Regions from separate parts of the Mus musculus genome. Here all the other regions are linked to region 1. A link is a loop called in an ENCODE intact Hi-C map of the cell type or tissue named here. Cell type or tissue: heart. All regions are shown on one strand. Each heading gives the region's core, and the rest is flanking DNA. Links, peaks and the distances in the headings are about the cores only. Region 1 holds the start of Xrn1 (5'-3' exoribonuclease 1). Region 2 holds the start of U2surp (U2 snRNP-associated SURP domain containing). Region 3 holds the start of Trpc1 (transient receptor potential cation channel, subfamily C, member 1). Region 4 holds the start of Gk5 (glycerol kinase 5 (putative)). Region 5 holds the start of 1700065D16Rik (RIKEN cDNA 1700065D16 gene).

The links. Peaks named below come from ENCODE experiments on the same cell type or tissue, not always from the same donor. Only the 100,000 strongest peaks of a DNase experiment are listed, where the experiment ranks them.
Region 2: a loop joins it to region 1, with 3 times the contacts of the local background. A loop is called at or near these places in 4 of 42 quality-filtered maps.
Region 3: it touches region 1 in a loop (5-fold over the local background); 2 of 42 quality-filtered maps call a loop at or near these places.
Region 4: it touches region 1 in a loop (7-fold over the local background); 9 of 42 quality-filtered maps call a loop at or near these places.
Region 5: a loop joins it to region 1, with 6 times the contacts of the local background. A loop is called at or near these places in 4 of 42 quality-filtered maps.

The regions. Positions count from the first base shown.
Region 1 is chr9:95,951,298-95,957,722 of GRCm38, reverse strand. Xrn1 (5'-3' exoribonuclease 1) reads right to left here and starts at 2,963. Exons shown (of 42, transcript NM_001311130.1): 1 at 2,780-2,963. The coding sequence starts at 2,854. It overlaps Gm16794 (a long non-coding RNA gene), which reads left to right. Exons shown (of 3, transcript XR_871036.3): 1 at 1-3,095. It overlaps Atr (ataxia telangiectasia and Rad3 related), which reads right to left. Exons shown (of 47, transcript NM_019864.1): 47 at 6,079-6,272. The coding sequence ends at 6,099. In heart, for the core only: no CTCF peak of the experiment used is centred there; a DNase peak (open chromatin) is centred at 2,962; H3K4me3 peaks cover 2,144 bases; H3K27ac peaks cover 1,746 bases.
Region 2 is chr9:95,508,552-95,514,976 of GRCm38, reverse strand. U2surp (U2 snRNP-associated SURP domain containing) reads left to right here and starts at 2,981. Exons shown (of 28, transcript NM_001357974.1): 1 at 2,981-3,160. The coding sequence starts at 3,116. In heart, for the core only: a CTCF peak has its summit at 2,676; a DNase peak (open chromatin) is centred at 2,976; H3K4me3 peaks cover 2,770 bases; H3K27ac peaks cover 2,165 bases.
Region 3 is chr9:95,747,540-95,753,964 of GRCm38, reverse strand. Trpc1 (transient receptor potential cation channel, subfamily C, member 1) reads left to right here and starts at 3,617. Exons shown (of 13, transcript NM_011643.4): 1 at 3,617-4,297. The coding sequence starts at 4,126. Pls1 (plastin 1 (I-isoform)) reads left to right here. Exons shown (of 16, transcript NM_001033210.3): 16 at 1-1,323. In heart, for the core only: a CTCF peak has its summit at 3,676; DNase peaks (open chromatin) are centred at 3,624 and 4,284; H3K4me3 peaks cover 1,472 bases; H3K27ac peaks cover 1,033 bases; H3K27me3 peaks cover 1,177 bases.
Region 4 is chr9:96,114,869-96,121,293 of GRCm38, reverse strand. Gk5 (glycerol kinase 5 (putative)) reads right to left here and starts at 1,865. Exons shown (of 16, transcript NM_001368879.1): 1 at 1,682-1,865. The coding sequence starts at 1,843. In heart, for the core only: no CTCF peak of the experiment used is centred there; a DNase peak (open chromatin) is centred at 1,973; H3K4me3 peaks cover 1,818 bases; H3K27ac peaks cover 1,370 bases.
Region 5 is chr9:95,854,655-95,861,079 of GRCm38, reverse strand. It overlaps 1700065D16Rik (RIKEN cDNA 1700065D16 gene), which reads left to right and starts at 3,198. Exons shown (of 2, transcript NM_001271569.1): 1 at 3,198-3,573; 2 at 5,520-5,662. The coding sequence starts at 3,324. The coding sequence ends at 5,632. It overlaps Atr (ataxia telangiectasia and Rad3 related), which reads right to left and starts at 3,483. Exons shown (of 47, transcript NM_019864.1): 1 at 3,297-3,483. The coding sequence starts at 3,355. In heart, for the core only: no CTCF peak of the experiment used is centred there; DNase peaks (open chromatin) are centred at 3,469 and 4,889; H3K4me3 peaks cover 1,806 bases; H3K27ac peaks cover 1,872 bases; H3K27me3 peaks cover 86 bases.

The sequences.
Region 1 (6,425 bases), core at 716-5,715:
TGTATTCAGGGCTGGAGAGATGGCTCCATGGTTAAGAGCACTTGTTATTCTTGCAGAGGACCTATGTTTGGTCCGCAGTATCAACATGGTGATTCACAATCATCTGTGACTCCAGTTCGCAGGGTCCAGGACTCTCTTCTGACCGTTAGGGGCACCAGGCACGGAGGTGATGCACAGACATATATATATATACACACATTCATACACATAAAAATGAAAGAAGCTGAAATAAGTAAGTAAACAAATAAATGTATGTCACTTGGCCGCAATACTTTTTTGTTGTTTTTTGTTTCTATATGAACTGAAATTCCTTAAGCTTTAGAATGAGTGGGCTCAGAAAAGCCTTAACTTCACAAGTCTCTTTCTTTTGCAGTTTTTCAATAATGTTTTAAAACATGGTAGTGTATTTTTAAAGATCCCTTGACTCCAATTCTTCCTTTCATCAGGATCAGTTTCTTCTGTTTCCAGTATGCCTTCCATGGTAACATTTATTTTATTCTCAGCCATTTCTCCTTAGGGCATACTGTGCCACATAACGATCCTTTGGTAGGTCAGCTTTGAATGTCTAGGTGGGATACTGCTTTTTCTTCTTCACTCAGTCAGTCTTAAAAAATAAAATAAAATAAAGCCTCCCTCCCCCAGCTTTAGGTACTGTTATCTAATTGGCTAGTCCTTTGAAGCCTACAGGGTATTCTGGAGTTCTGTTCACAAGTTCATCAGCTAGTTCTTCTTTTCCTCTCAAACTGTCTAGAGTCTCTTGGTAGTTTGCCCTCATCTAGTAGTGTTTGGACTCAGTAACATGGGGCTACTGAATCACATGAATTCTATCTATTTTCATTCAGTGGTTCAAAGGATGAATAACTGTGCTGATACCATCCTCACTCTCGTTCTAAAACACATCGCTCCCCATCCTCTCCCTCTGGGTGTGCTTCTGTTCACCCTGGCAACCACACAGGAAACTAAATGTTCTTCATTTAGTTTTTTTTGTCTGTTTTTTGAGGCAGGGTCTCTCAGTGAACCTGAAGCTCACTGATCAGTTGGACGAGTTGGCCTGAGAGCCCTCAGGCTTCACCTGTCCCTGCTCTCTAGTGCTGGTTACAGGTGCTCTATGCTGCTCCCGGCTTTTATGTGGGTGCTTGGGTCCTTCCCTCCTAGTCTTCCTTTTTTGGTCTTCTGTTAAATAAAATATTTGTGAAAGGCCTAACTTTGATACATCGAGTTTCTTGTTTTGTCAGGTCTGTGTTCCATGGCTGTCAGTTTATCTACCTACCTCTGCCTGCTCAGTGCTGGGATTGAAGGTGTAGGACACCATGCCCCGCTGACACACCAACAAGTTTTAAAGTTTATTTTCAGTGTAATTTTAAAGCAATCCTTACTTTCAATCTACTGTAAAACTTTCACAAAATCTATCTTGCTTCCCATGTCATGATGTTGCTTTAAAAGACTGTTTTGTTTTTACAATGAAATTCCCCAGGATGGTGAACCCAAGATATTTTTACCAAATAAATGTCTGTGATCAAAGAGCATAGAATAAAAATGTTATTGAACACATTAGGCTAGAAAATATTTATTGATTAAAGATCCTGAAAAAGAAAAACAATGCCTCCATTTTCACTTTTCTCCCTGAAAATAAATACCATCTAAATTTAAGTCAACCAAATTCATACCATCTAATCTTAACTAAAATAAGGGGAAGACAAGTCAGCATTTTCGAACTTTTTATAAGGTTTCTTTTATATGCCAACTTTCATTAGAAGTTAATATCAAAAGAATCCTTTCCAGAGGCTGGATTCTATCTTTAACCTTATAAGTACCTTAAAACAAACAAACAAAAAAAAAACCCCACATAATTGACAACTTCCAGTATTAATACAGTGCTACTTATCACAAATAATTTATTAAGTATACAAATTTCAAAAACGAGTTTTTTTTTTCTGTAAACCAAAGTCATTAAATGTGACATACTACATTATCATTCAAAGTCTAGTTTACCTATTAGAACATTTGGTTTCTCTCCTCCGTCATTCAAACATGCAGATATATTCTAGTATATAGTATATATAAATATACAAATACACACTTTTAGAACTCAAAAAAAAAAAAAACCCGCTGCTGTAGGGTCATTATACACTAAGTGTTAGTAATAATGTTTCGAGATCTTTCTGCCATACTAAAGCCTTTAAGCACCATTCCCCCCACCTCCCCGCCCCATCCCTGCGCTCCATCTAAACGTTTTGTTCGTTTAGACAATAGGGGGGTCGGTCCTGTCTGGGGGCTAACGGGAGCATGAAAAAGTATCACAAACCCAAGACACTAGCTAGCTACAGCAACCGGTCCAGGCATTGAGGTTAAATGCAGCTCTTCACAGCTGGAGTGCTCCGCGATTCCACCACGGGGACGTTAGTGCTTGTATACCGTCTGTTGCTTTGCTTGGGATGAGGGACCCGAGAAGTCGTCCCACACAGCTTCGCAGCCTAAAGCGAAGCTCCAGGTCCGGTTCCCAGGAGGACAGAGAGGGCTCCTTAAAAGCCTTCCCACCAAGGGCTCCTTTGCAAGTCCTGGAGTGCCTTCCCAGGGGGAGCTCAGACCTGCCGCAAGCCACTCTGTTCTGACCTGCCTCTACCTGGTGCGGCTACCCGGGGGCCGCCAAGCCTCCGTTCCCCTTCTCTTCCCCCCGTTCGGCCGCTGACCTGCACCGCGGGCAGCTGGAAGGCCGGGGTCCCACAGCGCAGAGAGGCCCGCGGGCCCGCTTTCTGCGCCGCGGCCTGAGCTCACCCACCTGATGCTCCTTCACCACTTCGCTGAGGCAGGGGTACCGCTCCGAGATCCATCGGTAAAACTTGGGGACTCCCATTTTGACCGTCGACACTAATTCCAGTCGGTGCAGAAACGAAACCAAACACCCCGCCCGGGCCTCCGCCGCCGCCTCCGGCCGTCGCTCGGAGGATGACAACACAAGGTCCGCCAGACCATAGAGCAAACCGTGGGCCTAGAGGGGCAGGACGGCGCTGGTGGGCGGTGGGTCCTGTCTATCCCGCTGCCTCGCTCTTCCATACTCGTTGGTGACAGCGCAAGAGGTGTGATTTGCGCATTAGGTGAGCTCAGGTTTAAAATGCCAGTTGATTGAGGTGTGGACTTGCGGATGGTATAAGAACGTTTAAGAGACAGTTGGTTAGCTTTATGTTAACTTGAAACATGGCAGAGTCGTTAGAAAGAGAAACCTCAACTGAGAAAAACGCTGCTTCCAAATTGGCCTGTGGGAATATTTTGATTACTGATCAATGCGGGAGGGCCCATCTGAATGTGTGCTGCTGCCACCCCTGGGCCGGTGGTCTTTCGGTATGTGAAAAAGGCTGAGTGAACTAGCCAGAAAGCAACATTCCTTCAGAGCTTCTTCAGTTCCTGCCTCAAGTTCCTTTGATGATGGGCTGTGATGTGGAAGTGTAAGCCAAGTAAACTCTTTCCTTCCTAAGTTGCTTTTGGTCATGGTGCTTATAACAGTAATAGAAACCCTAGTAAGAAAGGTATTGGACACTTGCTTTTTGTACTGTGGGCTTGTCCCTCGTGGGATCGTTAAATTTACTATTTTTCAATGTGGACTTGAAAAAGTCTGGTTAGCTTGTGAGAGGAGTAATTCTCTGAGTAATGTAAACCTACAGAAGAGTTTTAATTTTCTAATATTTTAAAGAGTTTTATAGTTTTCCTCTTTATATCTTTTATTAAATTACTTTATTTACATTCCAACCCCCCCCCCCATCCTGACTCCCCCTCCCGGAGTTCTTTAAGCCCTCCTCCCAACTCTGAGAGGGTGCTCCCCCATCTGCTTCCACCTCACATTTCCGCTTAGGTCATCCCCATTGAGTCCTAGTAGCCTCTCACATCCCAGATCTCTGGGACTTTCTAGAGGTTCCCCATGGGCCCTAACCTCCACTGCTGCATGTTGATTAATTCTCCTGGCCCTCTGGGCATCCCTCCTTTCCATACCTGATCCCGCCCCTTCTTTTCCCCTTCCTCTCACCTCTCCGACCCAATTTCCTCCCTCTGCCTCCCATGATTATTATTCCTCTTCGAGGTGGATTTCAGGTATCCACACTTGGGCCTTCCTTCTTGTTAAAGTCTGTGAGTTGTATTGTGGGAAAGAGTAATTTCCCACCATTTCAAGACTCTGGGTTACTCCCCTCATCCACAATTTTTGATACCCTGTTTCAAAACAAAGAAACCAACAAAATTCAAAAAGCCGGTTGTGGTTACTTAGGAGGCATAGGAAGATCAGAAGTTAAAGGCCATCCTCAGGTACATTGTAAGTTCAGGGAGATCCTAGTTGATAAGAAAGCCCATTTCAACCCCAAAACTCAAACCTGTGTGGCATGAAAGTTTGAATCTCAGCACTTGAAGGATGGAGGCTGGAAGATCAGGAGTTCAAGGGCATCCTCACTTACTTAAGTTCCAGACGCATTTGCCCTACATGAGAACTGTCTCAACCAAACAGGACAAAAGCCACTATAAACATTTCTGTTTTGTTTTTTATTATCATGTGACTTTCCTTACAATAAATACTTCAGAAGTTATTGGATTCTTTCCTTTGGCACTGCTTGTCTTCCATGATTAGCGCTTGGACAACATTCATCTTTAGTCAAGAGAACCTTCCATATATATATAATTATGTGTGTGTGTGTATATATATATATATATATATATATATATGGAATGGATATATAAAATGTAATATATATGTATACATTTTTCATCAATGAAGAAGTTATATATCTTTTGTAGGAAAATAGCTGCAAGTGATCATATTAAGTAAATTAACTTAGTCTCAGAAAGATAACATTTTCTTTCATATATGGTTCCTAGATTTTATATAGCTACTTAAAATCATATATGTATATGTGAGATGATAGCAGAGACAACACTAAAGTGTTGAAAGAAACAAAAGAGACTGAGGCAGGGGAACAAAGGAATTGTGGAAGGAATTTGTTAAAAGTATATGATGTATTTGTTTGAAATGATCCTATGTAATCTAGTACCAAGTACAACCAAAATACATCAATGCTAATTAATTAAACATGTTTATATGAATAAGATGCCAAAAAATTGAAATGGATAAAAAGCACACACATGCACGCCCCCTAACACACAGAGTATGTAAAAAAAGATTTTCTAATTATCCTGTCCTTAACTGCTTTACATCAAATCTGAGTAGGAAATTGTATGTTCAGTTTTCACATTTATGTCTTCTGACTTACTACAGTTTACCTCATTATACTTTTACTTATAGGAAAAAATAAGACAGAGTCTTATGGAGAAAAAATTCAGCAGTTTCCCATCTGACTATAATAAATGTATTACTTTACAATTCTTTTCTTTTTAATCTATTAGAAAATATGCAGAAAACATCTAAACACATTAAAAACTTTAGATTTTAAAAAATCATAGACAATTGTAAATATTAGTGTTTTCTGCGACTGCTGTACTGGGTGTTATGGCCCATCAGCAGTGTGGTGTTTTAAATGTACAGATTGGTGGTTAGGATGTGGCTCAATGGTAGGACGTATGCAGAGCATGGTTCAGTCTTCAGTATCACCAACAACTACACAGTTGATTAGTTTTCACATGCATATTTCTTGAGTTTCTATTCTTTGATCACATTTTCACACACACTAGCGCTTTATGAAGTGAATTTAATGATAACCTATCACTTTCGACAGGGCAGAAGAGGCAGTCCAATACCTGCCCACAACATGAATTCAATATAGCTTCATTGCTATTCAAATGAAACCTTATGCTAACACTTTGAAAAGGAAGTTGATATAAAGTATAAAATGAAATTAAGTTGGCTGGTTCTTTGCAATTACATTATTTTTTGATCATGAGAATACATGTATTATTTCTCTAGTTGGACTAAACAATATGTATGAAGAAAGCAGTGTTTAATAATTGAATTCATTATTTTAAATACTTTTAAAAATCACAGAGAAATACTAGTTTCTCTGAGAATGTAAGTAAATGTATGCTGTACTTTAGAATTAAAGGCAAACCACTGATTAGTAACATGGATTTCAGATTACTAATATATTCTTTGAAATAATTTTATTTTACATATATGGGGTCCAACCAAGGTACATCTGACAGAGTAAGTTTTCATCAGTAGCTTCTTGTATGAGGTAATGCACATGTCCTTCAATAGATAATGGCAGCCCTGTTACTCTATTTCGGGTTTTGATCACACCTTGTAGTCGTTGTTCAATGTCAAGAACATGGGTCTTGGCCTAAAAAAGATACAGAAAGTCATTAAGGCTACAGACCCAATACAATTTGGAATTTCAACTTTTCTCACTTAATGTTAGCAGTGTTTGACTAAACAATATCCCACTGTAGCAATGAAACAAATCCAATTAACTTGAGATCGCACTTTGATGTGT
Region 2 (6,425 bases), core at 493-5,492, 440 kb after region 1:
TGGAAGGTAAGTTATTGCACCTGGCCCCTCCCACCACCAAGAAAGAAGCACAATGTTTAGTGGGTCTATTTGGATTCTGGAGACAGCACACCCCTCACTTGGGTGTGTTATCAGGCCTATTTACCAAGTGACTCTGAAAGCTGCTAGCTTTGTGTGGGGCCTGGAACAGAAGGCTCTTCCAACAGGTCCAGGCTGCTGTGTAGGCTGCTCTACCACTTGGACCATATGATCCAGCAGACCCGATGGTATTTGAGGTGTCGGTGGCAGATAGAGATGCTGTTTGGAGCTTCTGGCAGGAATATGTCTGGAGTGCAGGAGATTCCTTAGGGCATCTCTTAGTACTACCATGTCCTGTGATTAAAGTCAATGGGAAACTACAACAGCATAATCCAAGCAGGATGACAAAGAATACAGACCCATCAGGAATGAAGGTATGAGTCACTCCTCCGGGAAAAGAGCCAAGACCTGCTGAGGTGCTTGCCTAGGGTGGAGGAAATACAGAATGGGTGGTAGAGGAAGTAGTTATAAATACCAGCTAAGGCCTGAAACAAGGATTATAAAGAATGCTTCTGTTTTATTTTGTTAAGAATACATTTGTCTTTCTTCCAATTTCTTTAACATCAACTGGTATTTGAGATACTAAAAGAATGTTCCCAAGGGACATTGCCCCATTGTAAATTTACAAATGCATTTGCGATTGTATGAGGAATAGTTTTATCATGTTAGTTGTATTGATGACCTTGTTATTGTGTCATGTGGACATGAGATATTATTTGTGTCAAGTTGACAAGAGGTGGATTGTGGTGGCTATTCCTGGTTGTCAATTTGACTATATCTGGAATGAACTACAATCCAGAACTAGAAGGCTCACCTGTGATCCTGATCTTGAGGCATAGTGGCTATGAAAAGCTTAGGCCCAGGCAAGGTAGTACATATGCCTTTAATCCCAGGAGACTAAGTAAGGCAAGTCCCAGATCCAGGTGGGCCACACCTTCTGCTGCAGACCTACATAAGGACATTGGAAGGAGGGCTCATCCTTCTTCGCCCGCTTGCCTTGTGGGACTGAGCAACTGCTAGATCCTTGGATTTCTATTCACAGCTGCTGCTGACCACTGTTGGGGAGTTGGACTACAGACTGTAAGTCATCAATAAATTCTCTTACTATATAGAAAATACTCATAAGTTCTGTGACCCTAGAGAACCCTAAATACAAATATTTTAAATAAAGCTGTGATATGAATGCTGTAAAGTAGGTTTCACAATCTGTTCCGAATTTATTATTGGAACCCTGCTGTTTTTAATATATAAAAGCCTCCACAGTATTGTGACTTACAGAGACAGACATAAGGCTGTACAGTGTAAAACTTGGGAATAAGGAGATTGCAAAGTAACCCTGTATATAACTGACACTGAAGAAAGGAGCAGTAGGGGAGGGAACTGAAAGAAAGAATGAACTCTGAGAGTAGGAGTAGGCTCAGGAGACGGAGTCACAGAAGCAAGTACATTTACCATACAGAAGTTGAAGTTTATTTTTTGGTTGATGGGGGTATAGTGAAGGGGGTGGGGGAGCGACCAGGGAAGCATTAGTCTAGGAGGCTACATTGCTGAACTCTCTAAAAAGGTCAATAAGCAGGGCGGTAGTGGCACACGCCTTTAATCCCAGCACTTGGGAGGCAGAGGCAGGCAGATTTCTGAGTTCGAGGCCAGCCTGGTCTATAGAGTGAGTTCCAGGACAGCCAGGACTACACAGAGAAACCCTGTCTTGAAAAAACCAAAATAAATAAATAAATAAATATCAATAAAATCTGGTGGTAGGCGATGAGGTATAAATAAGCCAGGTACCAGAGATAGAAACCGTAGTAACAGGAAGCCAACGATCAGAAAGTAACGGTTGCTATGCATGAAAGTACAGTATAATACGGTTCTGTGCCCTCCAGCCCAAATGAATTTATTTCCATTCTCAGGTCCTGTCACACATCTCCAATTCTGAGCCTCTTCTCTAGGTCTGACCCTTATCTGTAACTGAAATCTAGGTGATGGCACACACGTTTTCTCCCAGCACTTGGGAGACAGATCTCCGAGTTTGAGGTCAGCCTGGTCTACAGCACAGGGACAGCCAGGGGTGGAATGCCGACAAACTGGAAAAACCCAAATCAAACCAAACTTACTCATTCCCCGCTTCCCTTCAATTAACAAAAAGCTTAGACATGGTGGCCCAAGACTAATTCCCAGGACCTGAGGCGGGAAAATCAGCAGTTCAAGGCTATCTTCTGCTACACAACTTTTGCGACTATGCTTCAAAGAAATAGGTGCGGGTAGCCAGAAGTCTCAGAGGGAAAAAGGCACTTGCTGAGCAAACCTGCCAACCTCATTTCGATCCCCAAATCCCACCAACTCCTTCAAACTGTCCTTTAACCTCCCCACAGTTGCTAGGGCGTGCCTGTACTGCACAGTAACAATAAACATGCTCGTTTTAGAACAGCGTCTATATTACGATCCATCCCTCCCCAACTCCATGCCCAGTCTATGCAGGTACCATGCTCCGACGTCCTAAACAGTTTTTATCCTATTTCCCTGTTTTTTCTCAACTCTGAAGTCACTGCTCACCATTTTTTAACGTGAGCAGATTGCAAATTTGCCTTGCCACCAAGGCCTGTGCCCCCTGGGGGATCGTGCGGCAAAGTGTCTCGACGAACTGCCTCATCAGCTGAGGTGAGACGCTCGGCTCACGTGGCTACTGCAGTTGCTTTAAAAGAGCAGCTTCCTTCCCCCCTCAGGAAGTAGAACCCGCTCGCATCTAACGCCGGTTGGCTCTGGGAGGAAAATGACTGAATTATCAGTTGGCCTTGAAAGTCGGGTCAAGGAGAGTCCCTAAATTCCGCAGGCGCGTGACGTGACTGGGCGCCGCAATTCACCGGAAGGCGAGCGGGGTGGGCGGGGCGCGTAAAAGCGCCTCGACGCGGAAGTCACGCGGCCCCGGCGCCGCGGAGGTCTCCGTCTCGGCGTTCGGCTATTCGGCCTGGCAGCCTTTCTGGCGCGCTCGGCTGCTATCTGTTCTCTCGGTGCTCGACTCACCCGCGCTGCTGCCTCCGCTGAAGGAGGAGCAAAGCTCAAGATGGCCGACAAAACGCCAGGCGGATCTCAGAAGGCCAGTTCAAAGGTAGTTTCTTAGAGATCTCCGTCAGTCAGGGGGGTCTCTCACCGTGGTCGAGGGCCTACAGAAGCCTCTGGCCTTCGAGGGTTTCCTGGGGCGAGGGGCTGAGGCCTGTTGGCCACAGTGGGCCTGGCACCGCTGCACCAAGGTGCGCAGGTTGAGAGGCCCGAGCGCGCGTCCGTCCCGACTGGGATTCAGCCCCACACCAGCGTGCCTGGTGGCGAGCGGGGCTGGTCACCTCGTTCGGCTTTGTGGGTCAGAGCAGTGGTTCCGAGGTGGTCCGGCGTCCTTGTATCACCCCTTGCTGCTCTCGGAGGCTGCGGGCTAGAGGCTGGGAGAGGCGGGAAGGTTCCCGGTCTTAGATGCCTGTTTCTTCCCCCCTCGTCCTCCCTTCTTTACTTTGGCTCTTACTCGTTCCTGGCCTTACACGGTTTCTCTCCTTGCCGTCCAGGAAATTAGGCTGGACGGGTTGCAAGGGTGTGCGAGAGACCCGCCAGTGGAGGGCCTGGGGTTGGGACGTGCGGAGGGAGCCGCTCTCTGAGCCTCAGGGTTAGAGCCACACTTCCCATGTGATTTTCCTCCCACTTCCCGGGAAGTGAAAAGTGAACAACATCCCTCTTGAGGGCCGCAGACTCAGGGTCTCAAGCAGTATGTGGGGTTTCCATTGGAAAGGGAAACTACGGTAGACGTGGAAATTGCCCAAATGCCCTTACATGTGAGTTTATAGGGAGCCCTGTGCATTGCTTGGGAAACCGTTGAACTGTAATTAAGCGTTAGTAAGGTTGGGTTAACAATTGGTGTTAGTTGCCATTTTGGCCAGCGTGTTTAATCCCATTTATTTACTTATCTATTTTGGATTATTTTGCTTGGAGATTCTCGTCCCCATCTCGGTATTAAAGATGCCTAAGTACTGCCATAAACCAGTGGCGAGGCTTGAGATGCAGAGATAAGGAGTTGGATAACATTTAAAGAGTCTCGGAACGTAAAGTGTATGATTATCTGTTTGCATTTGCTGTTTGGTTTGAGAAACAAACCAAACTTGCTCTCTTTCTAATAAGGCTGACGTTTATTTATTTGTTAATTTTTAAATTTTTGCCATTTTGCTGAATGATTGCCCCAGATTTACTTAGCAAGTAGTAAAGGTCTTACTAGACATTCTTCAGAACTATGGGAGGGCCCAGTTCTGGTTGTCCTTACACCAGACCTTTACTGTAAGTCAGCTTCCTTTTTCTCCAGTAGTTTTTCCCCTCCTTCCCTTTCTGGGGGAGCAGGTGAATGAAGGGGTACCTCATGATGCCACTCCTCCTTTCAGACCCGTGACCAGGACAGGTACCCACATCCATAGTTACAATTTGTTTTGATATTCTTCTCAAAGCATTTAGTATTTCCTGCATGAGGCCTGGGTAGATTGAAAGCTTTTCAAAGTATGTGTTCAGACTTTTTTCTAAGAGAATACTTCTCAGGACTCTGTGTAGTTTTTAAGTATTAAGTAGCTTGTTGGATTTTTTTTTTTTCATTCACACTTGTCAGTTTATAGTCCTTTAGATGTCACCAAAGGGTTCCTTACTCGTGTCTGAAAAGGGAATATTTATACTCAAGAGTTTTGCCAGGATTTTTCCATGTAATGGAAAGTGTTGTAATGGAATGGCGAGGTTATAGGTTTTGAAAACAAATACGATACCTAATCTCTTCAGCCTCAGGTTTTCTTATCTTATTACAGGAAAAAAATTCTTTTATAGGGCTGATAGAAAGATGGAGTTACTGTAAATGTTAGTAAATCTTACTTCAGTTTCTAAGTCTATATAGATCATCCACCCATCCTGCGTACTAGGTTTTTGAGCTGGGTCTCCCGTAGCCCAGGCTGGCTTGAACTTTAACCTTCAGCATCCTGCTGCTCCTTCCTTGTATTTCCCAGAGTTGGGATTACAGGCATGTGCCAACCGCTTCCAGCTCCCTTTTTTTTAAGGAACTAGAAAGCACTGATTTGGATTATTAAGTGTTGGCCATCATAATGACCACTCAAATTGTTGTTGTTTTTTTTTAATTTCAAATGTAAGTCTAGACATTATTAGATTATAAGATCATTTTGGCCTTAGTACAATATTTGGAATTTCCAGGCTTGTATTCTGTGCTGTATATCAAGTAAGTAGAGACTTCTGTTTCATGCTCTTGCTATGGTAGTTACATTTCCATCAATTTGGGTAGAGGTGTTTATTAGTCATTTCTACACATTGAAAGAATATTTGTACAAGATATAGGGTTTTTACCATTGACCATGATGAAGTCTCTATCTTTTACAAAAGTGTGCATGTCTGTGTGCACACATGTGCACCCTCATGCCGCAGTGTAGATGTGACAGAGGACAACGCTAGGTTCTAAGGATCAAATTCAGGCCTTCAGGCTGTGTGGCCTATGTCTGCATTCTCTGAGTCATGCTCATGGCCCCATTAGTGTTTCTTAATTACAAAATACATAAACCACTAGTTATTTTTAGCTTTAAAATTAACTTCATGATGTACACAGTGTATGTAGTTCTTGCTAAGGGGACTTGATGGGGGGGCACCCTTCCAAAGTCCCTTTTATTTTATGTAATTGTTCTATACTTTTCATTTTTAATATCTCCTGGTAGACACTGAGCACATATTTTAGAAATAAAATTTCCTAAGCAAAGTATTTCATGGCTTCAGGAGGGGGTTTGGAGCCATATTGTAGCTTTGTTTCAGAGCAGTAAGACAGAACGTATGGTTGTTAACCTGAGATATTGCTAGATATAAAAAAATAAGTTTACCAAAAATGTGTTATTTTGCCAGGCAGTGGAGGCCCATGCCTTTAATCCCAGCACTTGGGGGACAGAGGGAGAGGCAGAGGCAGAGGCAGGTGGATATCTGAGTTCCAGGACAGCCAGGCCTACTACACACAAAGAAACCCATCTTGAGAAACAAACAGAAACAAAAAAGAAAAAATATTGTTATTTTAACCTTTGTTTGCATGTTCATACAAGTGAGGATTAGAAGACAATGATTATATTTCACTGTGTGGCAGTGGCAGTACCTGTCTCCTTTTTAAAATACTGTATTTTATTTGTTGCGTGTGATTGTACGTAGACCTGGCTGGAGGCTGGAGGACCGGCCGCTTGAAGGAGTTGGGTTCCTTTCCTCTATCACTTGGGCCCTGGAGATCATCCTTTGTCAAGGATTGTCAGGCTTCGTTGGCAGCAAGCACCTTTACCTGGTAACCCGCTCTGCCTGCTCCAGTACCTTTTTTCTTTTTT
Region 3 (6,425 bases), core at 607-5,606, 200 kb after region 1:
GTCCTTCTATTAAATGTGTTTGGATTTTTTTTTTTTTTGATGTGTTGTTTAAATTTTGATTAAAAAAAAAATGTACCTAAAGTCATAATCTCACTTAATCCTTTTGGTTTTTCTCCCTTTAGCTGTGTAAAGTGATCTAAAATTTTCTGTAAATTTCTATATGACATAAAAATTTAAAGGGATAAATATAATCCATCAACATTAAACTTTTTTAATACGAGAACTAACTCTTGAATAACCCCCACGTTCACTCTCTTGTTTAAGCTGTAGGAGATTTTTACTTACAGTTTGTTTGTAGCTCCATTGTTACTTCACATGTGCTAGTCTGATAACACAGCTTTGTCTCCAGCATCACATGTGCTAGTCTGATAACACAGCTTTGTCTCCACCATCAAGCATAATACTATATGTTGGTAGGATGTTACACATATGTATTTCTCTAAGTCATCTGAGTTACCCACCTTTTCTAAAATGGTATGTATTAAGTGGTCAGCCAGCCGTTAAGTATTTATTTTGCCCCCACAATGTGTGTGACACTTTTCAATTGTGGATAATCTGATCTGTGGAGATCTGTTTTGCAAATATTAATTCTGAATGTGAATATCGTTATTTTTCACCTAACTGCTTTCAAATACTTTTCAGCCAAACATTGGATAGAATGTCCTAACTGACACCAATCCTATCCTGCTAGAATCACATCACACTTACTACTCTCAGGCTACAGGGAAACCTACATCACTGGACATGCCCACCAAATGGCTTCTGTAGAGATCTGTGTATATAAAAGCTAATGTCCGTCGTAGTTTTTCATGGTCTCCTGGAAACAGTTGAGGTTTGTGTTCCTCTTTTCCCCAGAAGTTTTAGCAGTAGAGAAATTCTGTTGCTCATAGTTGAAGCCAGGAATGAGCTCCCCGGCCCTCCACTTTAGTGCCAGTGAGCAATAGTGCTATGCAAGGAAAGTGCTGTCACCTCTCTCCGTGTGAATGGGTTGTCCGCCTCCTCCTTGTCCACTGATCAGAACATACAGCAGGAGGGAGAGTGTCTGTGTGTTTAGGGTAGACTTTTATAAATGAAGTACTGACAGGTGGGATTCTGAAATATATTCTTCTACATGAAATGTCTTCGCCTTTTATATTTTGGTGATTGTTTTCTTATATGAAGACACAATGCTTCCGCTCCTTTCCTGAGATTATTTAAATCAAACCTCTCTGATTTTTCCCGCTGTCATATTTACTAAAACAATCTGAATTACATGGAATTTAGCACTTTAAGGTGTTCTTTTTCTCACGAAATATATTTAATAAAAATGCTGTGTATGTAGAATTTGTGTTTATTTCATTTAAAGAATAGAGAACCTTCAATACTGATCTGTTAGAAGCTTATTTCCTCACAAAAGACTGCAACTCCTATGTGAAGTAACACAAAAGCTGTTTCTTTAGTGTTTTTTCTTTCATATGAGAAAAAAATTAATTCTAAAATTCTAGTGTTTTTATTATCATTGTATGTATGGATGATACATGTGTATGGGCATGCATGCTTACATGTGGATATCAGAGAACAAATTTGTTGGGTCAGTTTTCTCCTTACACCTTCATGGGAATCGAACTCAGGGCTTCAGGTTTGAACAACCAGCACTCTTATCCACTAAGCCATCTCACCAGCCCTCATATGAAGATTAAAAAAAAAAAAAAGACAAACTGCGTGATTGTTATAAACTTAGTTTGTGATGAAATCATTTGAGTGGATAAAATAATTAGCATTAATTTATTGTCTCCAGTGTCCAAGTACCACAACTAGATTCTTGGACCTCAGCTAAGACAAGTAGAAACAGCCTTTTGACTTACATCCTAGTAGAGACGGCCAGCCAATAAAGCAACAACAAGAAATGAAGCAGGGAAGAAACCGAGAGACCATTGGAGTGGGGGGAGATTTGCTGCAGACTGACTGAGAGCAGAGGGGGAGGTTTTCTGGGTAGCGAGGTCAGGGCTCTCTGAGGAAAAGCAATCGAGTGGGCGCCATGAAAAAGAGACAGATGTGCTCCTCGGGAGTAAAGGGAGGAGAACATGAAAAATATCAGTAGCATCCTACTTGTAGGACTAGATCTAAATCTGAGTTTCTTTCCCCTCTCTGGCTGGAGTTGTGATTCCTCTTTTGGTTTCTGTTTTGTTTGCCTGTGACTTGATGGAGTTGCTTAGAGTAATATGCCACTTTTGAGTTTTTTGAATACCATTGTTCATCATAACTCCAATACTGATCTACATATCACATGTGCTAAGTATGTAGGTATTGTTAGAATGTCCCAATTTATGCCCGCTGAGCAGTTTGTCTGTATCGGAGACAATCCAAAAGCCTGCATTATAATTATCAGCTTGCCTGAAGTAGGCTCTCTAGTGCTTTGGAAGGTCTCTTAAGATTACTACCAAAGAGGGTTGGAATTCCCTCCAGTCTTAGAAAGTAATCCAGTCCCATAGTTCTTTGGATAAAGAATCTGTGTATGGCTGTGAGTCATTTGAGTTAACTTCAAATACTGAAATTTCAGATAGCGCAGGATTAGATTTCTACTACTGGCTAAACATTTTGCTGAGCAACAAAGGAGGTGCATATACAAATGTATGGGCGCTCCTCTCTCCCACTGGCTTCACCTTGAGCCTCTTGGAAATTTCACCAAACTCATAAACTTGGAAGTGTATTAAACATTACACGACAACGGGGAGATCATTTAGAAACAAAAACTGGAGCAACTTGAGATTATCATTTACATCAAATACAGAAAACGTTTGAAAAGATGACTTCGACATCAAAGACTTTTAGAGAATATCTAAAGAGAACATTGATTTTTAAGAATTAGTAAGTTAAATGTTGAAAGAGAAACTAATGGGACAAAGTAGCCTGAATAGGAGAGGCAGTATTCCCCTCAAATTTAAGTACATTTATCCATTGCTTTAAAAATCTAAATCTTAAACGTAGAGTTCAGATTTTCCCCCTAGTGTTGACTGCAGGAAGCAATTAAAAATTATTGAAAAGATGCAGTTTTCAAGTCGCATTTGCTGGACGTCAGACAATTGTTGTCTAAATAGCGAATCTCTTAAAATTAGATAGGATAAATATAACGAATCCACTAAAAGGACTTGTATGGCGAGTAACTCCTAAACTGTGCTTATGCAACGGTTATAGGTCGCCTTTGACTTACATGCGAATACTTTTATAGTGACTTTGGAAATATCAGGAATGTTAGACCATATTAAATCACAAAGATTGTTTTTAAAACGCCTTTAGGAACGAGGGAACTGTAAACACAAACTCCATAATCAGGTTGCTTTGGCCAGGCTTTAGGACAATTCCGTACAGGATTTCAAGTAAACGTTAATCCTTCAGAAGCTCCTTGGCCCTTTTCTGTGCTGCAGTAGCAGCAGCAGCACAAACAGGCAGCGGATAAAATTACCTGAAATCCGCCACCAAGCGGTTCCCATGCCCTCAGGTGCTCAAAGATGCTGCAGACGCGCCCAAGATGCTAGGCGACCGACCAGAGAGGCGCGTCAGCCCTGGAGCCCCGCCCCTACAAGCCCCGCCCCTAGCCCGGCTTCGCCTTAAGCCCCGCCCCGGTGTCGTCGCCTCCGCGGGGCTGAGGATGACGTGAGGAGAAAGCCGCGAACCTCTGCCTCCTGTGGGTGCTGCTGGGCCAGCGGTTCCCACAGCCCCGGAGCCAGACGTGCTGCGAAGCGCACCGCCGAGCTCTCCGGCCGGCGGCCCCCTCACTCCCTCCCAGGCCGGGCCGCTCCCTGTGCGGCCCCTGCGGCTCCTGGCACGGCCCCGCGCTCGGCTGCCGCCCTGGCGCGCTCCACTCTGTCGTCCCCGGACGGGCGCGGACCAGCTCGACCGGGGCGCCGGCGGCTGGGCAGAGGGCGCTGGCCCCGGGGCCGCGCCAGCGCGGCCACCAACCTGGGGCTGTCCGTGGAGGGCGAGTGCTGGTTTCGGGGCGAGGCGACGCCCTTCGGGGCCAACGGGCCGCACGCCGATGTGGCCGTGGGAACGACTCACCCGTTTTCCAGCTCGGGGTCGGGGTCGGGGTCGGCGCCCATGGGGGCCCCGCCTCCGTCTCCTGGCCTGCCCCCGTCGTGGGCCGCGATGATGGCGGCCCTGTACCCGAGCACGGACCTCTCGGGCGTCTCCTCCTCCTCCCTGCCTTCCTCCCCATCCTCCTCGTCGCCCAACGAAGTGATGGCGCTGAAGGATGTGCGAGAGGTGAAGGAGGAGAACACCTTGAATGAGAAGCTTTTCTTGCTGGCGTGCGACAAGGGTGAGAGCTAGGCCCCCTTCTCCACCTCCGGACACCCTAGCACCCACTCCCCGGGTCCGGCCCCTGCCTCAACTTAACTCCTGGCACTCGTGCTTTTCCTTGTGTGCAGCGGCTATTCCCACCTCTGTGCAGCCCGCAGGACTTCTGCCTAATTGAGCTTGAGCAGCAGGCAGGTAGGGCGGGGGCGGTGGACTCGCGCAGGTGGGACGTTTCCATGGCGAGGAGGGAGCCTTGATCCCAAAGTTGCCCCACTTCTGTCACTAATAAACTCTAGTTTGAAGTTACTTCTTCCTTTGGGAGCCAGAGGCTAGTTTTGGACCTAATCCGAAAATTCTACGAATTTCCCTTAAGACTTCTCCGATTTATGGGCTGTCACCTTGTAGGTTTGTTGTTGTTGTTGTTGTTGTTATTTTTAAAAAAGACTTTTACTTCTGTTTAGCATCAGCCAGCAGTGCCTTAGCCTGTTACAGTTGAGTAGTATCCCATTATCTTTAACACAAATAATACGAAAAATCCTGCCCTAGTTGCCGAAACTTTCCCCAAATTTCTGGAACCCCTTTTAAATGTCGGTATTTTTTATTAGGGAGAAAGATTTATTGCTTCAGAGAGTTGGAGGGAGGCAAAGGTAGTAAAAAAAAAAAAAAAGTAAATATAGGCGAAATAATGTGGAATATACTGGTTTTGAATCTAAAAATTGATCACTTTCTGGCCACATTAAAAGACAAGCATGGAACTTGGTTGCTCCCAGATTGCTTTTATCTCTTATCTGAAAAACAAAAAAAGTACTGAAACATTCTCATTCCTCAGTTAAGCAGTTGGATGTTGAAAGGCAGTGTTTATTTGGGAAAACGTTGTTGGAACCATGCAGACTTCTGAAGCCTACTTCCAGAGGCCAGCTCACACTATGGGAAAACTAGTTACAGAAGTTTTTGGATTTGTTCACATATAGAGGTTTAAGTCAACAACATCTCCCTAAACCTTTTAAAGCATTTGAGATAGGTTTTTGTTTTTTTTTACATGATTATGTTTAATCTTAGCCAGGCCAAAAGGCAATCCCTTCTTGACATTTCATCATGGATTTAGAGCCAGGATGGGGAGGGCAGAATTCCCCGTGTCCCCTGGTTCCTCCTAGTTGTCTTCTGTCACCTTCGTGAGAGGCTTGCTGCATTATAAGGAAGGATGCTTTAGGTTTCTGTAGCAGCTTTGTGTGCCTCGGGGCTCAGGATGGTTTCAAAATGTGCAACATTTCCTGGAGAATATATGCCACTGTTGTATTAACACCTTCCTTAATATATTTAGTGGTACTTTCTGTTTTCCCTATTTTGGAGGAGATTTGAAGGGTGTGAGGTTAGGGAGGAGAGCGGTTTGGGTAATTAAGAAGCAGAGACCTGAGTATTTGGTTGAGAAGTTTTATATTGGTAGTCAGCACCTAATATAAAGATGTGTATGATGAGGAAAATAATTTGCATAAAGGAGGGGTGAAGAGAGTATAATTAGTATGTAGGGTACTGGAGCTATATAGGCATCGTTCTATACAGCTCACAAGTGTCACTGGTTATAGAACTTAAGCACTCTGTACAGGGACATTTTGTAAATCACCAAAGCTTTAGAACACACTAGTTGAGAAGTGTACCATGGGAAGTGGTTCGCGGTTATTTTAATGAAGGATGGTAGAGCAGCTAGCTACCTTACTGGCATATCTACTGACCTCACAATGTGTTTCGTTTTATTCTTTTTAACTTGCTGCTCTTTGCCTTGCTATTATAAACATGAAGTTCTTAATTGTGTTAAAGCATTGGACAAAAAGCTCTATTAATGAGTAACTGACTACGTCCATATTCTTTAAGAATTTTTCTCTAATAAAGATTTTTTTTTTTGAGACAGGGTTTCTCTGTATATCCCTGGCTGTCCTGGAACTCACTTTGTAGACCAGGCTGGCCTCGAACTCAGAAATCCACCTGCCTCTGCCTCCCAAGTGCTGGGATTAAAGGCGTGCACCACCACCGCCCGGCCCCATAAAGATGTTTTCTTTATGTGCAGTAGTGAGGAAGAGTAAGGGTAAAAATGTATGTGTATGTGCATAATGGATATCTCTGAGCACACACAAGTTAAGCTTCGGTTTAGCTTA
Region 4 (6,425 bases), core at 1-5,000, 160 kb before region 1:
CCATGCTTAGCATCCCAAAGACAGTGTTCTTCCCATCAGTTCCCAGGCATCGTCTCCACAGTTCTTTACATAGCCAGAGCTCCATCGGTAGACCAGGCAGGCTGGCCTTGAACTCAGAGACCCATCTGCCTCTATCTCCCAGGCCCTGGAATTAAAGGTATGTACCACCAAACCCCAATACTTTCTAAAAATCAAATTTCCTTAAATTGTGCAACAACTATGCAGCTGTATTGCCTACCAACTTCTTAAAAATTTATCAAATTTCATATTTACTTCAGGGTAGGGAGCACACTTGTGCCAGTTTAAAGTGCCGAGGACAGAGGGCAACCTATGCTCTCCTTTCTCCCTGTCCATCTCAGGGATCCAAGCTTAGGAGGGAGGACTGGGAAGTCCTCTTTACCTGCTGAGCCATCTCCTTCCTGAACCAAACTCTCATTCCTTAATTAAAAAAAAAAAATTTAAAATGCACCGTTTCAGCAAAAGTACTTTGTGACTAGAATTGTAAGAAAAACTAAGAAGTATCGTTGTGTTTGTGATAAAGACTTGCAATACGACAAGAGCTCAGTATGTGCCTTAGACCTGTCCTTAAAGGTTGGGACAGGGATGGACTGAGTGGGTGGGCAGTGTTCCGACACAGCTGGCCAGAGAGAGAGCGAGCAGCGCAGTTGCTGCAACTCACCTCCTAGCTCAGATCCCTGAAGGGAACGTCTAGTCTATTTCCTCAAAGTAAATTCTTAAGGCAGTCACTACTTAACTTTTACCCTAGTCGATGTAGGATAGCACAGGGAAAAAAGGGGGGAGCCCAGTGCTGTAAGGAAGAAGTTAAATGGCTCTCATATCCCTTCGCTAATATTTTAAACATTAGAAAATGCTAGTATTTAAAGGAGTAAATAAGAACACTACACTCAATCAACTGCATTGACCACTGTATAGAAATTAGCGCTTTATTAAAATGGGGGTTGGCTGTTAACTAGTATCATCTGAGGTTTAAGGCTTTGCTAACAAAGACCAACCAATGCTTTGGCAGGCTTCTCAAGCCAGAAGATACTTTTTAATGAATTCTCAAAGATGGAAAGAAATAAGGATAACAAAGCTTTCAAAATGTGCTCAGTGTCTCCAATATCCATGGAAGTTAAATGTTAATGTGAGGACCTAGCACTTTTACGAACGCAACCAGTAAGGTGGCTTGGCGGTAAAAGTACTTCTGCCAAGCCTGAAGACCTGAGTTCAATCCTAGGGACCGGGCCAACATGGTGGAAGGAGAAAACCGATGCCCAAGAAAGTTGTCCTCTGACTCCTAAATGTGTGCCATATAGCACGCGAGCACACACAGATACACAAATAATAAATGCAACGAATTGTTTAAATAACACAACCGAAAAAAAAAAACCCACAGTTTTATATTCCATCAAAATCTGAAGAGCTAAAAGGCATAAAAGGTCGACGAGGAAGTGCAGAAAAACCACGCAAATCACTAACCACCTTCTGTCCACATATACACAATCTGCCCGCGCTGCCCCGAGAGTCACCTCGGTTCCACCCAGGTAAAGCTAGAGCGCTGAGTCCCGCGGGACAGGAAGCGAGAGACAGACACCGGGCCACGCCGGCCCGAGCCCCCCAGAGGTGCAGGAAGAGCTAGGGTGCAGTCAGATCCCGAGACCCTCCCGCCGCGCCTAGTCACCTTCTGCGCGCTGGAGCCTCGCACTCGCGCCGTCTGGTCATAGACGTGGCAGCGGATCACCGTGCTGCCCACGTCCAGCCCCAGCACGAAGCGGGAGGGCGGCGAGGCCGACGCGCTCAGTTCCTCTCGCTGCCGCTCTGCACGCTCCTGCTGCCCTGACATCGCGACCCCGAACACTGCAGTCGCCACGGGCCGGCCAGCGCGGAGCTATAAACGCCAGACCCCGGGCGGAGAGCTCGCGGCCCCGCCCCTCCTACACCGCGCCCTGTCCCGCCCCTCGACGAGTTAGGCTCCGCCCCTTCACAAGACCCCGCCCCGCCTCGTTCAGCCCCTTCGGGAAGCCTTGCTACCCCACGCTCCGCCCCTAGCACCGTGACGTCAGGGCAGCGCGCCGAGCAGCTCGTGGGAATTTGGCAAAGATGGCGTTTACCGCAGCGCTGTACTGGATGTCACCGTTCAGCGACCGTTACTTTGAAACTTTTTAGTTCCCTTCTAGCCCAGATTACTTTTTTACGAATATCTGTTAGGAAAAATCAAGTGAGATGAAAAAATTTTAAACTTTTTTTCATGTTCACTTAGTTTTTTGCCTGTATTTATGTGTGTGAGCCACATGTGCCTGATGCATGTAGAAGTCAGAAGAGGACCTCCGACGATTGCAAGCTTCCATGTAGGCAATGATAACCAAACCCCGGTCTTCAGCAAGAGCAACTAGTGCTCTTAACCAGTGAGCCATCTTTCCAGTCCGTGGGAAGACATTCAAAAGTATAGGAGGTTCCTCATGAAGTCTTCCCAGAAAAGCTTGCATGTATTACACAACGATGAATAGATGTCCAAGTTTTGTATGGCACTAAAGGGCCTTTGCCGCGACACAAAGTTTAAATTTCGTGAGAATGTTTTGTGGGTAGCTTATCAGCTTAAAGGAATATTTTCTTGTTTATATTACTCTGTTAGCCTACTTGCTTCCCAGAGATTTGCCAAGTTGGATTTGGGTTGTCACTTGAAGCTTGACTGTGAACACCATATTTATTTTTGTTTGTTTGTGGCTTCTCTTAATAGTCTGTCTCTACACAGCAATGCCTATTTGCACCATCTGGCACAGGTCTGCCCTATATCGTTGGTGACCAATTGGTCATGCATGAATGTGTGTGTGTGTGAGAGAGAGAGAAAGAGAGAGAGAGAGAGACTTTCCAGCGTTGTATGCATGACTAATAGTCCTATGCTGTCCGATTCTCTTGAGAAACTGAAACTGTACAAATACCAGAGGGAAGGCAGAGCCAGAACCTGAGAGCCACAACTGAAGTTTGACCTTGTTCCTCAAGGCAATCTCTTACTAGGACCAAAGGCTCCCTAGGATTCTATATGCTCTTGTCGTGAATAGGCACCAAACTCTGGTCCTCATGTTTGACTGGCAAGCACATTACCTACGGAGCTATCTCTCCCAGTTCCTGAGGGAAAGAAACTTTAAAGAATTGGTTGTAGGTCCAGGCAAGCTTAGAAACTTGTAGGGCCTGCTGGCAGCCTGGAAAAGAAGGCACACTTCCATGCTTACAGTTTTGATTTCCTCCTTCCCGAAGCTTGCCTTTGCCCTTTTCCAAAGCTTGCCTGGTGTTCAACTAATCGGGGGAAGCTCAGTCATGTGTGTGTGTGTGTGTGTGTGTGTGTGTGTGTGTGTGTGATATCTTTACTGGGGATACAGATTTAAATGTCAATCACATCTAAACTACACCTCCCACAGCAATGTACAAGTAACCTAGTCAAGCTTATTCATACAGTTAGCCATTAGTTTCCCTGCTTACAACTAAGAAAAGTTCAGTGTAGGCAGTGTTAACAGTTGGTGTACTTCTCACAGAGGTATTTCTTGGGGGTTTTATACTCTGCGACTTTGTGATCATTTTCGTAAGGTCAAACATCAGCAGTTTCTAAAGTGTGAAAGAGCAGATCTTAAAAAATACTTAGTCTAGAGTTTTTAAAAAGTTTCTCATTTTTGTTTTATTTCTCTTGAGACAGAGTCTGAGTGTACCAGAGGCTGGCCTAGAACTCAAGCCACTCCTCCTGACTTCGCCTCACATTGGAATTATAGCAATGCGCCAACAGGTCAAGCACAGTTTTCCAATTTCAAACAAATTTGAAACCTTGACAAATGCTGTCACCTGAAGAAAACTTGTTTTTTTGCTTGTTTGTTTGTTTTTTAGAATATCATTTATTCTTTGTTAACCTCATAAATACATACAATGTATCTTTTAAAACATTCTTAAGTGTATGAATGTTTTGCCTGTATGTATATATGTACATCACATGTGTGCCTGGTGCTCTGGGAGGTCAGACGAGGGCATCAAAGCCTCTGGGACTGGAGTTATAGATGGTTGTCAACTGCCATGGGAGTGCTGGGAATAGAACCCAGGACCTCTGCACAGGCAATAAGGACTCTTAGCCTCTGAGCCAACTCTCCACCTCCAACAATTTATCTTGGTCGTATTCACCCTCAATCTTCCCTTCCTACTTCCCCTGGACACCTTGAAACATGTCCCCACTGCCCTCCCCAACCCAGTGGGTCCAATCCAATTAGTGCTGCCGCTGGACTATTAACTTGATGTTGTGCAAGTCAATCGCCAGCCGCAGTGAGGTCATAGGGGCAAAAGCCATGCCAGGTCCAAGAGGCAGCATTTCACAGCACGCCTACCTGTTCTCCCAATCCTCACACTCCTGCATTGTTTCTGCTGCTCTTTTTCATGGAGTACCTGAGCCTGGGGAGAAAGGGCTGAGCACAACAGTCACTTTTCAGTTTAAAAAAAAAAACAAAAAAACAGCCGGGCGTGGTGGAGCACGCCTTTAATCCCAGGACTGGGGAGGAAGAGGCAGGCAGATTTCTGAATTCAAGGCCAGCCTGGTCTACAGAGTGAGTTCCAGGACAGCCAGAGCTATACAGAGAAACCCTGTCTCCAAAAACAAAACAAACAACAACAAAAAACAACACACAAAAAAAAACAAAAAAACTAGTTTATGATCCTGCTTTGACTGCTGCCCACTACATAAAGAAGCTTGCCTGGCCAAAACTGAAAGCAACATTAGTCTCTGTGTATAAATATAAACACTTGGAGGGCAGTCTGAGAACATGAGCATTTAGCAAAACAACAGTCATAGGTTCCCCTCTAGGCTGTATGATTTCCACAGCCATGAGCTTTTTGGCCCAGATTTATAATGTCACACATGAATGCCTTCCTGTGATGCAGGCCACAAATCCAATCAGCAGGTGGCTACCTCCATAACCTTCATGCCACACTTTTACCATTTGGTCTTGCCTAGCATCTTGGTGCTGTAGCATTCAGAGTTCACTGTGAGGTTATACCATTGATGATTTTTTTTCTCCTCCAGCAGTCTGAAAAGCTCCTTCCTCCCATCACTATGAGAGCTAACTGGCAGGGAGGAAGTTCTCAGATCAGTCTAGCTTGAAACCTACACTACAGTATACATTTTTTTTTCATCAAGAGTCTTTCCATCTAGTTATAGTGGGTAACCAAGAGCAACAGAAAGAGCCTGTAGATTCTTATAGGAGAACAGTTTGTTTTGGTTGGTTTGGTTTGGTTTTCTGAGTCGGGGTGTCGTGGTTTGAATAAGTATGGCCCTCATTTCTGAGCATTATTAATTAATCCCAGCACTGTGCAGACAGAGGCAGTCTAATCTCTTGACTTTGAGGCCATTCTGGTCTACAAAGCAAGTCCAGGTCAGCCAGGGATCTGTCACCTTGTCTAAAAAATATAAAAAACAAACATAAAAACCCCATAGGCTCAGAAGGCTTAGTAATTGGGGTGGCACTACTTGAGAAGGGTTAGGGGGCTTGGCCTTGTTGGAGGAAGTGTGTCACTGGGAGTGGGCTGTGGAGTTTCAAAAGCTCATGCCAGGCCAAGCGTTTCTTCCTGTTCCCTATGGATCCTGATATAGAACTCTCAGCGACTTCTCCGGCACCATGTCTGCCTGCATGCCAACCATACTGACAATGGACTAAACCTCTGAAACTGTAAGCCAGTCCCCATTAAATGTATCATTTTATGAGTTTATCCTTGGTCATGGTGTCTCTTCATAGCAATAGACACTAAGAAACAGGGTTAGAGGGTCTCATGTAACTCAGGCTAGCCTTGAAGTGACCACCTTGCCAGGGATCACTTTGCACTCTTGTTTTTGTTTTGTTTTGTTTTGTTTTGTTTTGTTGTTTTTTCGAGACAGGGTTTCTCTGTATAGCCCTGGGTGTCCTGGAACTCACTCTGTAGACCAGGCTGGCCTCGAACTCAGAAATCCGTCTATCTCTGCCTCCCAAGTGCTGGGATTAAAGGCATGCACCACCACACCCGGCCACTTTGCACTCTTGTTCCTCCTACTTGTACCTCCCAAGTGCTGGTGTTATTGGCAGGCACCTCTGTGCACAGCTACAATTAACATTTTGCCCCCCCCCCCAAGTTCAGATATTGATTGTCAGGGAACTTAAACATAGAGGACTCATTTTAAAAGCAACCACTACCTTCAGAGGGCAGACTGCTGCCTGAAGAGGCGTGGAGACATGAAAGATCCTGTGTGTCTCCCAGGTGCATCATTCTCAGCCAGCACTTCTCACCCTGCTATGCCCATAGTGGAAAATCCCTGCAGCACATGGGGCTCAGTGACTTCCAAATAACCTCTGCCGTGACCTTGCATCTGGCCCAGCTGCCCCTTCTCAGATCCCAGGCTTGGCTGTTCTCCCAGGCTCTTTCCC
Region 5 (6,425 bases), core at 881-5,880, 97 kb after region 1:
TTAGAGAGATTCTGTCTCTACAAACTAATCCAGCAAAGAGCATTTCATCTTTAAAAGGACCTACTTTTCAATTTGTACAAAAGCTCTCTAAACTTGAACCTAACAAATATGATTGGTTTAAATGTTAACATAGACAGTATTATACTTCTTAAAAGTGAAAATCTAAAGATATTACTAATTTGGGGCGGGGAAAGTCTTAAATGCCAGTGCAGACAGCTAACCTTCATATTTTAGAAATGTGCAGCTCAAAATGGCAGCCATTAGCCACATATGACTATTTAATACTTGAAAAGAAGGTTATTCCAAATTAAGATGTATATAAGATACATATTGGATTACTCATACTTGGACAAAAGAATTAATGTTGCATTAATCGTCTTATATGAGTTACATATGAGTGTGATAATATTTGGATATAATGAGCTAACACAAACCCTATAAAACAAGGTAAGATACTAAGCCTAATTTGGATCTGAGGATGCTCTGGAAGTTAAATCACTGGAGATCACACAGCTCAGATTAATGGAAGCCTGGGATATAAATGCAATTGTGATTAATAAGACCAGAGAGATACCTAGGCTAGCTAGAAGAGCCGTAAGGAGACACAGAAAAACTGAGGTTTATTCTAAATGCCACAAAGGTTGGAATTTCACAAAAGGAACACTGGCTAGGATCAGATCAATTTTAGAAAACATCTTTTGATTTTATTTTGATAAAATATAAATTACATAATGTTTACTATTTCATTATTTTAAAGTGTATATACTTCTATAGAATTAAGTTCAGCACATTACTACCACTCATGTAAAGAACTTTTTAACCTTCCCAAGCAGCAACTCTACACCTAATAAGCAATAATTTACCATTTCTCCTCTTTTATTCCCTGGCAATATTCATTCCACTATTTTATCTTCATGAGCTTGACTATTTTAAGGTTTCTTCTATTTATGGTATATTTACCTGTTTGTGACTTTTTTTTTAAGATTTATTTATTATTATATCTAAGTACACTGTAGCCATCTTCAGACACACCAGAAGAGGGCATTAGATCTCATTACGGATGGTTATGAGCCACCATGTGGTTGCTGGGATTTGAACTCATGACCTTCTGAAGAGCAATCAGTGCTCTTAACTGCTGAGCCATCTCTCCAGCCCCTGTGACTTATTTCTTAATTCAGTGGTTCTCAACCTTCCTAATATGTGAACTTTAATGCAGTTCCTCAATTCTTGGTGACTCAACTATAAAATTATTCTCATTACTACTTCATCATTATAATTTTGCTAGTTATGAATCATAATGTATATATTTTTGGAAAGAGGGGTTTACCTACAGGTTGAAACTCACTAGCTTTGTTGTAGCATATTAGAATGTCTTTCCTCATCATACTGAATAATACCATGTTTATGCCACGTTTGGGAGGATTATATTTACTCATCTGTTGAGCATTTGCTTCCACCACTGAGCTATTGTGAATATCAATGCTTTGATGAGCAAAAGTGTAAACATATATGTTCAAATCCCTGTTATAAATTCTTTTGGGTATATATTATAAAGAATTGTCATGTTATGAGGTAACTACTCTATTTACCCTCCTCCTTTAGTAGCACCTTCATTCCACTTCACAACCGTTAAGTTACACTATTTTACTTCTATACTAACAATGTACCACAGGGTCCAATTTCCCCATATCCTTACCATTTCTTTTACATATCAATAGTTATTGTAATGGTCTGAAATGGAATCTCCTTGTTTTGTTTTTGAGGAGGGTTAAGTTCTCACTATAGAGCCCCTTTTAATACCTTGATAGCTCAAGCTGTCCTCAAACTCAGTGAGCCTCTTGTCTTGGCCTCCCAAGTCATCTCACCAACTTCCTTGTGTGGTTTGGATTTGTCTCCCTTACTTTTAATCATATCAAACATCTGTGTTTTCCTTTACTTATTAGCTATTTTATATTCTCTCTGGAGAAAAATCTCAATTTCCTTATTCATTTTTTTCATCAAACTTTTTTATTGTTGAATTATGTAAGTTTTTAATATATTAATAGCTGTTAAACTTAAAATTTTAATCATTTTAAAAAGTCTGTATGCGCATGTGAGATATATATGTATGTATGTACATATGAATATAGGTTCTTGTGCCACGGTACATGAGTTAAGGACAGGGAACAACCTCAGGTGTTGGTCCCTGCCTTCCAGAATTTCAGTGATGACAAAATTTGTATTATCAGTTTTCCAAAATCACTTTATCTCATATACTTTTAGACAGAAATTACTAAATTCAAATTTTTAATGATTTTTTTTTTTGCTCCCACAAAGTCTATTTGCCACATTCATGCAAAGTAAAAAAACAAACATACAAACAAAAAAACCCTTCAGACAGTACAAAAGTGGTCTTTTCATTTATCCTCTAATTTAGGTTTTCGGTTTTTGGTATGGCCAACAGGAGGAAATGAACATCGCTGCGGTGCAAAACTAAAAGGAAACTGATAGCTCACAGACTTAAGGTCAGCACTAACTCTACGTGCAAACTTTCCAGCCTGAGAGAACCGACTTGAGAACTCAATGGCTGCGGTGTCCTGACAGAGGAAAACCTAGAGCGCAGAAGGGGCGTGGCAAGCGCTAATTTCTGATTGGAACCCGGTTCTCCTTTGACTCTCGAGGTTGACAGAAACAAGGGGTTTGCTTCCCCCCACCCCCTTTTTTCTCTTGTCTTTGTCTTTCCAGAGGCAAGGTCTCACTATTTAGTCCTGGCTGGCCTAGGGGCACCTCTGCCACCCAAATTCTGGGATTGAAGGCGGCGAGCCTCAAAGAGGCAACTGCAGATGAACACCAACGCGTGTTTTAGTTTGGGGGACGCTGTGCACGTTGGACTCCGTGGACCCGTGGCCAGTCCCGGGGACTTCCGACTAGAGTAGCGGGCTGGCCGACGCTCGGCCTCTCTCGGAGGAGAAACCGCCGCGCTTCCCTCAGAAGCGGGGCCGTGATTCCCAAACAAAACCTCAGCCAATGGATTCCGTCAACAACGACCAAAGGACCAGGACCCGGGGGAAGTTTTCGGGAAGCAAACGAGTGTGGTAAGATGGCCAGAAGAGACCCTTCTCGAGGCCAAGCGGGAAGCAGCTCGCGTGGACTGGCTCCCCGCGAGCCGAGCCGCGGCTGCCACGGTCACCCCGGCACGTGGGTCGCCACGGCGCTCCGGCCAACTGCCACTGTGAGGGAGGGAACGGCGGCCACAGGCCGCGGCGCGGGCCGAGGAGACCCGGCGACTCGAAGCTGGCGACGACGCGCGGCCCTACCTGGCCAACTCCCGCAGGGCGGGGATCATGGACGCCAGCTCCAGCCCGTGGTCGCCCATGGTGACACCGAGCGGCTCTCAAAACAGCCGCCGCCGGCGCCGGGCTTCTCCACAGCCGCCTCCGGTGGAGAGGGCGGAGCGTCGACGGAGCCCCGCGAGGTCCAAAATTCTCCTCCCGGAAGCCGCTCTCGGTTGCGGTTGGAACCCTGGGGAAATCCCAGAGGCGACAGGGGCGGAGCCGACAGCGGACGTGCCCGCCCACTTTCCCTCCCAGGCGAGTGCGTGACCTACTCCACGGGTATTTTTTGCTCAAACCTGGATGCTCAGGGAAGCCGTAAGCTAGGATCTGGGTCGGAGAGGGACCTGACGACCCAACAAAGTTAGATATTTCACTATGTTCGAATGGCATATTTAACTAGGTAAGGCCATGCAGTAATCCTTACATTTGCTGTTTAGGACACAAGGGTAATTATTGATACAACCTCCAAAAATAAAATTAAAAAGTGGTGGAATGGCAGCCAGATGCGCTCTGACTGCAAAGCTGTACTTTGAACACCCATCCCTTTGCCCCGTTTCCTTCAGTGATGCCCTGTGACGAGGAACTTTAAGCTGAAGCAAACCTTTTCCTTCCCAGGTCACTTTCCATCATTGTGTTCCATCACAGCAATAGAAACCTAACATAGGACAGGCAACTATGAAAAATAGTGTATCTGCTAAAAAGCAAGAAAAGCTAGCTATTTTGAAATCATGTTGAGAAAGATGACAATAATGACAGAGCTGAGGGCACAGTCCAGTGGAAGAGCACTAACCTAGCTCGTGAGGCTCGGGCACAGAGGACCTAGAGTACTAAACAAACTACAGTTAAACGATTTTAAAAAAGAAGGCATAGTTGCACATGCCTACAATCCCCTTACTTTGGGTATAGAGGCAGAAGGATCAAGAGTTCAAAGCCATCCTTAGCTCTATAATGAGCTCAAGGGCAGTCTGGGATACAGGGGAACCCTGTCTCAAAAAACAAAACAAAACCAAAAGCCACTACCACCACCACCAACAACAACAACAACCCAGTATGTAATTCATCACTGAGTAGCACTGCAGTTCTGAAGTGCAGGACCCCAAACAGCAGAGCTCTGGCAAATCTAATCCAAAAAGCAATTTTTGAAACAATTATTTGTTTTTCACTTTACATTCCAATACCACCCCCTCTCCTCCCAGTGCCGTTGGTGGGCCACCATGGGCAGTCCACATATGTCCTAGGCTATCTGTGAATATGATCCAACACAACTGAGGGACAGCACCATCACCCAGTGTCGGTAAGTGGTAGGGAGGTACTGATAGCTCTCCACAGAGTGACAATAAGCTGGCCACAGCACTACATGGCTATAATTCTAGCACTTTAGAGGCGGAGGCAGCATGGTAACCAGCTTAAGCCGCCTTAGGTTACATGGTGAGGCACAGTCTGAAACAATAGCAAGAGCTAGTCAAAGCTACCCTTGAGTTTGGAGGGGGGTGCAAATCAGAATGAAAGGAAGCTGGCAGCCATTTATCTGGACAGCCTTAGTGATACACCAATAAATGAGAGGCAGATGCCAAGGCCAGTGTCGGTCCTCCCTCTGAGGACTCTCTCTCTCTGCCAAACTCTGCAGAAGAATTTTTCGTAAGGCTGATTCTATTTTCATCTCCCATTCAGTCCTAACCCAGTATTTATTATACTCTGCCCTTGTGTCCCTCCCCCTCCCTGCCCTAATTCTCCCCAGAATCACCAACAGTTTCTCTTTTTCTCCTGTTGCTGCTGTTGTTGTTGCTTATTGAGATTGGGTCCCCCATAGCCCAGGCTGGCCTTGAGCTCACTATGTAGCTGAGGATGACCTTGAACTGCTGATCTTCATCCCACCTTCTGGGTACTGGGATTACAGGCAGGTGCCTCTATATTTAGTTTACATAGAGCTAGAGCTAGAGCTCAGACTCATGGTGTGGTGGTTTGAAGGAGAATGACCCCCAGAGGCTCATATATTTGAACACTTGGCATCCCCAGTTGGTGGAACTGTTTAGGAAGGATTGCTGGAGGAGGAGTGTCACTAGGAATGGGGGCAGGTGGACTTTTAGATTTCAAAAGCCAATGCCATTTCCAATTACTTCTTTCTCTCTCCCTCTTCCTCTTCCTTCTCTTCCCTCCCCGTTCTCCCTGTCTCCCCATTCACTCGTCTCTCTTCCCTCTGTCCAGTGCTTGTGGATCAAGATGTAAGCACTCAGCTAATTCACCAGCGCCATGCCTGCCTGCCTGTCGCTTTGGTCTCTGCCATAATAGTCATGGATTCCAACCCTCTGAAACTGTAAGCAAACCCCCAATAAACTGTTAATCTCTAAGTTGCCTTGGTCATAGTGTCTCTTTTTCCAGCAACAGAACAGCAACTAAGACTCATGCCTTCCTTTATGCTAGACAGACACCTAGACAGACCTTCCAGATGATCTTGGAAGCAGCCCCACAGACTGGGATCACACCCCTGAAATCTTTCTCTCCTTTCAAAGCTGCTGTAAGGAACTGACAGGCGCAGCTAGCTGTGGTCAGGAGTCTCACAAGCCTGCATGCCTCTGTCCTCACAGCACTCATAAAAAACAATAGCCTCATCTCACTACCTCACTGCTGCCCAGGGGCCAAGGCAGCTTGACTAATGTCACACATTAACTACCCCATTCCCCTAGCCAGTGTCTCCTTGACTCCTGTCATCCATGTCCCGCAACACAGGTCATCTATTAACTAAGCCTGCTTCCTCAGAGTGCAAGGATCACACCCTCCCTTAGAAGCCTTTAAGAATGTGCACTGGCTTGGTTTTGTATGCTGGGGACTGAAGCCTCTTTCCTTAGGCCCCAGCTGTTCTGCCTGTGGAGTTAATAACTGTCTTAATAAAGCTCTCAGTGCCTTCCTCCCGGGTCCACCTCCCCTCCTCTCATGGCTTTCAGATGGCTAAGTCCAATAGAGACTGATCACTTTTTTCTTCTTACACGATTTGCCGGTCTAGATTGCTGCATCCCTGGAATGTGTTCTCTGATTAGCCCGTGTTTTAGCAGTATGTCCTTTGCCATCTTTCTTCACTTTTCCTTAGGGGTTTCCCCCTCTCTTTTTTCTTTT